Regions from separate parts of the Homo sapiens genome. Here regions 1 and 3 are each linked to region 2. The links are chromatin loops, found by intact Hi-C in ENCODE. Cell type or tissue: CD14-positive monocyte. All regions are shown on one strand.

Evidence for each region. Peaks named below come from ENCODE experiments on the same cell type or tissue, not always from the same donor. Only the 100,000 strongest peaks of a DNase experiment are listed, where the experiment ranks them.
Region 1: a loop joins it to region 2, with 2.3 times the contacts of the local background. A loop is called at or near these places in 3 of 110 quality-filtered maps.
Region 3: it touches region 2 in a loop (4-fold over the local background); 19 of 110 quality-filtered maps call a loop at or near these places.

Annotation. Positions count from the first base shown.
Region 1 is chr3:112,874,400-112,876,899 of GRCh38, reverse strand. No RefSeq gene overlaps it. Among named protein-coding and RNA genes, the nearest start is that of CD200R1L, 29 kb to the right of the region's middle. In CD14-positive monocyte, no CTCF peak of the experiment used is centred here; a DNase peak (open chromatin) is centred at 1,139; H3K4me3 peaks cover 28 bases; H3K27ac peaks cover 169 bases.
Region 2 is chr3:112,966,576-112,969,075 of GRCh38, reverse strand. The region is part of intron 1 of CD200R1 (CD200 receptor 1); the gene reads left to right. Among named protein-coding and RNA genes, the nearest start is that of CD200R1, 7.3 kb to the left of the region's middle. In CD14-positive monocyte, no CTCF peak of the experiment used is centred here; DNase peaks (open chromatin) are centred at 1,035 and 2,235; H3K4me3 peaks cover 2,307 bases; H3K27ac peaks cover 2,301 bases.
Region 3 is chr3:112,812,700-112,815,199 of GRCh38, reverse strand. CD200R1L-AS1 (CD200R1L antisense RNA 1) reads right to left here. Exons shown (of 3, transcript NR_149027.1): 2 at 473-537. Among named protein-coding and RNA genes, the nearest start is that of CD200R1L-AS1, 11 kb to the right of the region's middle. In CD14-positive monocyte, no CTCF peak of the experiment used is centred here; DNase peaks (open chromatin) are centred at 589 and 1,339; H3K4me3 peaks cover 1,786 bases; H3K27ac peaks cover 2,328 bases.

The sequences.
Region 1 (2,500 bases), 92 kb after region 2:
AACCACAAAAACCCTAGAAGAAAACCTAGGCAATACCATTCAGGACACAGGCATGGGTAAAGACTTTGTGATTAAAACACCAAAAGCAATGGCAACAAAAGCCGCAATTGACAAATGGGATCTAATTCAACTAAAGAGCTTCTGCACAGCAAAAGAAACTATCATCAGAGTGAACAGGCAACCTACAGAATGGGAGAAAAATTTTGCAATCTATTGACCATATGTTAACATACCTGGCTACCAACCCCTACACCCCAGCTCAAAAGCTAAGGAAAACCATGTGGAAAGAACTAAAGAAAACCCAAACACAATCTTACCAAATAGAGAATACCAACAAAGAGATTAAAATGTAAGAAAGAAACTGAGTGGAAATTATGGAGCTGAGAAATATAAAAACTGAAATAAAACATTTACTATAGGGTTTCAACAGGAGATTTGAACAGTAAGAAGAAGAAAAAAAGCTACCTTGAGATAGATCAATGAGATTATCCAGTCTGAAGACCAGAAAGAAAAAAGAATAAAGTAAAATGAATAGAGAGGCTTGTGAAACACTATCAAGTATACTACTATGTATAATGAGAGTCCAAGGAGGAGAGGAGAGGGAGAAAGCAGAAAGAATATTTGAAGAAATAATGGTTGAAAAATCCCTAAATTAGGCCAGGCGTAGTGGCTCACACCTGTAATCTCAGCACTTTGGAAGGCCAAGGCAGGTGGATCACGAGGTCAGGAGTTTGAGACCAGCCTGGCCAGCATGGTGAAATCCCATCTCTACTAAAAATACAAAAAATTAGCTGGGCATGGTGGCACGTGCCTGTAATCCCAGCTACTTGGGGGACTGAGGCAGAATTGCTTGAACCTGGGAGGTGAAGTTTGCAGTGAGCCGAGATTGCGCCACTGCACTCCAGCCTGGGTGACAGAGCAAGAGTCCATCTCAAAAACAGCAAAGAAAAAAAAAAAAAAGAAAAATCCCTAAGTTGGACGAAAGGCATTAATCTACACACCCAAGAGTTGAATGAACTTCAAGTAGGATAAACTCAAAGAGATCCACACATTACAATCAAACTGTCAAAAGACAAAGCCAAAGAAAATTTTGAGAGCAGCAAGAAGTGACTCATCATATACATGGGCTCCTTAATAAGAGTATTGGCCAATTACTCGTCAGAAGCCTTAGAGCCCAGAAGGTAGTGGGATGACATATTTAGAGTGCTGAAAAAAATTGTAAACAATAATCTCCAATCTGACAAAAGTATCCTTCAAAAAGGAAGAAGAAATCAAGACATTTCCAAATAAACAAAAGCTGAGGGAGTTTATTCTCTGTAGACCTGCCCTATAAGATATGTTGAAGGAAATCCTTTAGACTGAAATAAAAGAACACTAGACAGTAACTCATAGCCATATGAAGAAACAAGGAATGCCAGTAAAGGTAGCTACATAGGTAAATATAAAAGCCAGTATTATTTTATTTTGATTTGTAATTTTTCCCTATATGATTTAAAAGACACATTCATAAGACAACAACTATGAATCTGTGTTAAATAGGCACACATATTTAAAGATGTAATTTGTGACAATAGCAATTAAAGAGAAAAGCACCAAAGGCTCAAATCGTAGAAGGGTAGAGTTTCTTTTTAACTAGGTGGTTATAAATTTATAGATTGAATTATAATCTCTAATATAACCACAAAGAAGATAACCAAAATATATACAAAACAGAAATGAGACAGAAACCAAACGTTATACTAGAAAAATCAAATAAAAAAGAAGGCACTAATAAGGAACTGAGGAACAGAAAGATGAATGACATAGAGAAAACAAATGGTAAAATGTTTAGTCCTTCTTTATTGTGTTATATGGAAATGGATTAAACTTTCAATTAAAAGGCAAAGATTAGCAGAAAGGGGGAAACAAACATGATTCATCAATATACTGCCTATGAGAGACTAACTTTAGATCTAAAGACACATAGGTTGAAAGTAAAAGGATGGGAAGTGATATTCATGTAAATAGAAACCAAAAGAGCACAAGGTTGGCTACACCAATATCAGACAAAATAAACTTTAAGTAAAAATTATTATAAAATACAAAAGTGCATTACATATTGATAAAGAGTCAATCTGGAGGATACAACAGATGATATAATGATAATATACACAACTAACTACAGAGCATCAAAATATATGAAGCAAAAATTGCCAGAAATGAAAGTAGAAATCAACAGTTCTACGGTAATAGTTAGAGACTTCAATGTCCCACTTTCTTTTTTTCTTTTTTTTTCTTTTTGAGATGGAATCTCATTCTGTCGCCCAGGCTGGAGTGCAGTGGTGCAATCTCGGCTGACTGTAACCTTCGCCTCCCCAGTTTAAGTGATTCTCCTGCTTCAGCTGCCCGAGTAGCTGGGATTACAGGCATGTGCCACCATACCTGGCTGATTTTTGTATTTTTGGTAGAGTTGGGGTTTTCACTATGGACTCGATCTCCTGACTTCAGGTGATCCGCCCGC
Region 2 (2,500 bases):
TATATATTTCTTTATGTCACTAAGCATAGCTGAATGTTGCTGTAAGACTCTTGTCTGAGAATGCGAGTGTCTGGGTCAACTTGAAGTTGTTAGTCTCCCTTAATGTATTTTCTCCTAAGCATAGGCCACATTTTCTTGGTTCTTTGTAAATTAAATAGTTTTATTTGGGTTTTGAATGTTGCACAGATTCTGTTATATTGCTGTGTTGATATTTTACTTGGTTGGACCCAAACTGCAAACTCTACCCCTTGGACAGCATCTCAAATCTGAGTTCTTTTACTGGTAGCTAATCTGCTTTGACTGTGACCTGCAATGTGTGGTTTAGAGTCATCAGAGATATGGGTAGAGTGTATGCAGAATTTGGAACTCTTTTACTCTGACTCTGTCACTTTTCAGAGAGTAAAGTTGCCCTAAAATCTGCCTGCTGGTTCTTCAGAAAACTGTGGGCTTTCCATTAGAGTAGCTGCCTAATGTGGTATCATCTGCAGCCCTCTCTGGGACTAACATCGGTAAAAATGGGGAAATAATGGGAACCTACACCCACAACTCTGATCCCCTATTTCCTTCTTCCAAGCATTGACACCCTTCAAGAATTTTTCTGCTTCCTCCACTTTCCAGTAACCTCAGGTAGTTGTTTTTATATTTTGTCCACAATTTATAGTTCTTACCTGTGGAAACTCACTGGCCCATAAAGAAGTGAAACTTTCTTCAAATATACATATTTTAAAATATTATTGTATTTTTACAACTAATATTGACTTAGTGGTTATATTGTCTTGGATGTTAAGATTGAATATATTATTATGCTTTTTTGCTTTCTAAATGTTACCCATGCATTGAATGTTTTGGTACATTTCACTTTTCTCAGTAAAATTTCGTTCTTCTTTCCCATAATTTCTAGTAAAATTTCTAGACACTAATTTAGATACCAATAGATACCAATTTCTAAATACAAATATAACTCTGTGTTGGGTCTAAAGATCAGTTATGTAATTCTAACCACTAGCTGTTTCATCTTTAGAAATTGCTTAACTTCTTTTGACAGTAATTTCCTCATTTGTGAAATGAAGATGTATGACACTATTAAGAAGTATAAAGCCTTCACAAAGGAAGTACTTTAGGAACCTTCAAATTAAAAATCTTTCATTTTATACATGGGGCAAATAAAGCCCAAGTGTGTATGTGGGATTGCTAATCATATCAAACAGCTTTCTGGGGTGTGAGCTGAGTTTTGAACACCTTCATAGTACAAAAATTAGAGGGGAAAGGGATGGGGCAAGTGTGTGGGAGAAAAATCTATGTCTTTTAGATGTGATACACTTGAAATGACAGCAAGTATTCAAGTGGGGACAAATTTCAGCTAAATGTTTGAGATTCTTGCTTAGGAAAAATAAGTCAAAGCAAAAATGTGGGTGGGTTATTCTGTCAGCCAGTAATTTAGAGTGTCTGTCATGTATCAGTCACTGTGCTTCATGCTGTGGACATTTGATCAAGACAGACATAGGTCCTGCTCTCATGGAATTTAAATCTGGTGGGAAAGATAGATATTAAATCAATTACTGCAAATAATTAAACAATGCGCAAGTGCATAAGGATAAATATAGGGTGACATAGAAATGTGTAACTGGTGAGTCTAATCTGGTTTGAGGATCAAGTTAGGCTCCTCCAAGGAAGTGATGTTTAAGATGAAGATGAACAGAAACAGCGAGGTAAGAAGAGTTGAGGGATAAACATTCCAGGCAGGTCAAACAGGCTTAATGAAGGACAGAGGGAGCTAAACTATGACTGGAGTGGTGAAAACAAGAGGAAATCACCTGTATAGAGATCTAGTTGAAGTTCAAGGGGTTAAGGAGCAAGAGGAGAGAAAGTGTAAAGAGAAAAAGCAGCTGAGACTTTGGTGAATACTGACATTACGATGCCCAAGGAGAAAGATAGCTTGTAGAAAATATATGAGAGGAGGCAGTGAAGATAGGGAAAGAGACAGAGAAGGGAATGCATGGGTGTAGTGGGAAGGCTAGGAAAGGGGTTTTAGAAGGAGAAGAAAGTGGTTAATTGTGTTAAAATCCATCAACAACTTAGGAACACCAGCACTGAAAAGAGGCCAAAAGCTTGACTATAAAAGGGCTGGTGACCTTGAAAATTGCAGTTTGAGTAGATAGACGTGGGAGCAGCGAGATTGCTGGTATTGAGGAGGGAGTGAGTGGGAAGGAAATTGAGGCTGTGGGCACAGACCACTCATTCAAGAAGTTAGGCAGCAAAGAAAGGAGAAGGGATCCTAGCTAGAAGGGGAAGTAAGCATCTAATAAAGTTTTTTTTTTTCTACCAACATAGGGGAAACCTGAATGTGTTCAAAGGATATTATTTGAGAAAATTCAGTGATTTGGAAGAAATATTTTTCCAACCAGTATGTGTTTATGTAGTTTTAAGGTGTTCAGTAATTTCTTTTCTTTTTCTCTGCCATTTTGTTACCTTACCATGAATGCTACCTTTTCCTAAAGGT
Region 3 (2,500 bases), 150 kb after region 2:
GTATTAAATTTGTATTAATTCTTTTTTCCACTGGATGAACTTTATTGTTTCTAGAAGAGATTTATGTGAATTCACGTAATTTCTTTATCCCATTCTCACTGCCATGATTAGATTGAAAGAGTAAAAAGCTACAGCTACTACCCCCATCCTCCCACTGCTATATAAAGATAAAAAAAACTCCACTTTTTTTTTCTGAACCCTCTCATGTGTTCATATAGAGCTGACCTTTGAACAACATGGGGGTTAAGGGTGCTAACTCCCCATGCAGTGGAAAACTTGCATATAACTTTTGACTCCCCCAAAACGTTAACTACTAATAGCCTACTGTTGACCAGAAGCCTTACTGATAACATAAACAGTGATTTATATATAGTTTGTACGTTATATGTATTGTTTACTGTATTCTTACAATAAAGAAAGCTAGAGAAAAGAAAATATTAAGAAAATCATTAGGAAGAGAAAATGTATGTACTATTTATTAAGCGGAAGTAAATCATCATAAAGGTCTTCATCCTTGTTGTCTTCACATTGAGTAGACTGAAGAGGAGGAGGAAGTAGAGAGGTTGGTTTTGCTGTCTCAGGGGACGCAGAAGTGGAAGAAATCCACATATAAGTAGATCTGTGCACTTTCAACTTGCTGTTCCAGGGTCAATGATATACATGCCCAACAAATTAACTGTGGTCCTAAATACAGGGAGACTGGGAGCAATTTTTAGCAGAACACAATTGAGAGCCACTAGATGGTGCTTCAACTTAAGTCTCTTAACATTTCGAAGCAAGCTAAGACCTACTAACCTTAAGCAATGTAATCCTGCATTAAAAAAAATTTTTTTCCATACTTCTCCATTTACAAATTCTTTAGGTCTTCTTGGGTGGTTTTGGAACAATTACAGAAGGAGAATAAAATGGTTTAACTTGAAATTAAGGGGAAAAAAATCTTTTTGGTTCCTAAACTTGAATTGTACTACCCTTTTCATTTAATGTTAGTAAAAAACATTTTGTTTACCAAACAAGATAAAGGGATATTAATAGATTCACTTCGGGGAATGGGGAAATGTGAGGATATTTTAGTGGTTAAACCAAGATTAGTACTTGTTTCTTAAACTAGAGAGTTGAGATCACCCAGTCATAAAATGCAAATAGCTGCTTGCTCATGTTAATAGCAGCAGATGGTTAGAGCTACAGATGAAATTAAGTGGCCTTCTTCACTTCCTAGATCCTCCTCCATATCTCCTCCCCCATCATCTTTTAGAGGCATGTGTGGTATTCTAAAGTTAAAAGGAAGCTACGGATAATTGAGGTCAACTTCCTCATTTTGAAAAAGAGGAAACTGAGACTCTCAGAGTTAAGTGAACATGGAGTGTTACTAAGAAGCCAGCTGGCCTACTTGGCTTGTTGCTGAGAGGAAGGCAGCCACCCTAAGGCCACAGTCAGACATGGCACAACTAGGGGAAGAGGGCTGACCATCTCTTTCTTGGTCCCCATCTTACTAATGAGGACTGAGAGCCCTTCACAAGCTTTCCCTCCTGTCTGATTGGCCAAGACTGTATGACAATTCTTTAGCCAATCCCTGGCAAAGGGACTGAGATTTTGCTTATGTTGATTAGTCCTTTCATGCAGATGGGACTAAGATCAACACCTTTCTTCAGACACACATCTTGTGGGAGAGGAGTGAGTGGGACTTGAACAAAATTGGGGCTTTGTTAAGAAGGAGAAATGAAGTATGTGTGTGAAGCCTTGATGAGGGGGATGATAGTAGTCAAACTTAATTTTAGAAGGCACATAAGAACATTGAAGGTGGACGCAGGCAGGGAAGAAAGGCATGCTGGGAAGAGAGGACAGCATGGATGAAGGCAAAGTAGTGTAACAGGGTGTGTCTCTTTCAGGGCAATGGGGAAATTGTCCATATCATCTCCTCACACAAACTCTACATTTCATGAGGTCATCTGAGGACAGAAGACTGCTATTAAGAATGCCAGGAGAGTTTTGCAGGACAAGCAAATCTTGATCAATTTACAATGTTTTCTGAACAGAATGTCCAAATATTCTGACTGATTCACCCAACATTGATTTTAAGATTAAATAAGGAGCCAAGAACATTGGTTTATACAAAGTAGAGAACCAAAGAGAGGCTGGGGAGAGGCAGTGAGTCTGACAGACGATGTCTCTAATCTCAGAAGGGTGGGACTTGGTTTCTGAGCTGGGTAAAGCTGGCAGAGTAGAGACAATTCTCCTTATTCTGGTTTTTCTTGATAAAACATGAAAATTATTCTTGCTCTTAACCCAGTTGAAGAGAGGGCTTGGGGAATAATCTTTATACATTTCTAAATGTCCTTGTGAAAAGTGTCATAGAAACCCAAAGTCTTATTATCCATCCTACCTGTTTCCAAATGCTCCTCATGCACACATTGGTGTGTTCCTCCCTAGAATGTCTCTTCTCCTTAAGACATGGGGGGCCAACACACAGATAAAACATTTTTAGTTGTGACTTCTTCAGTTT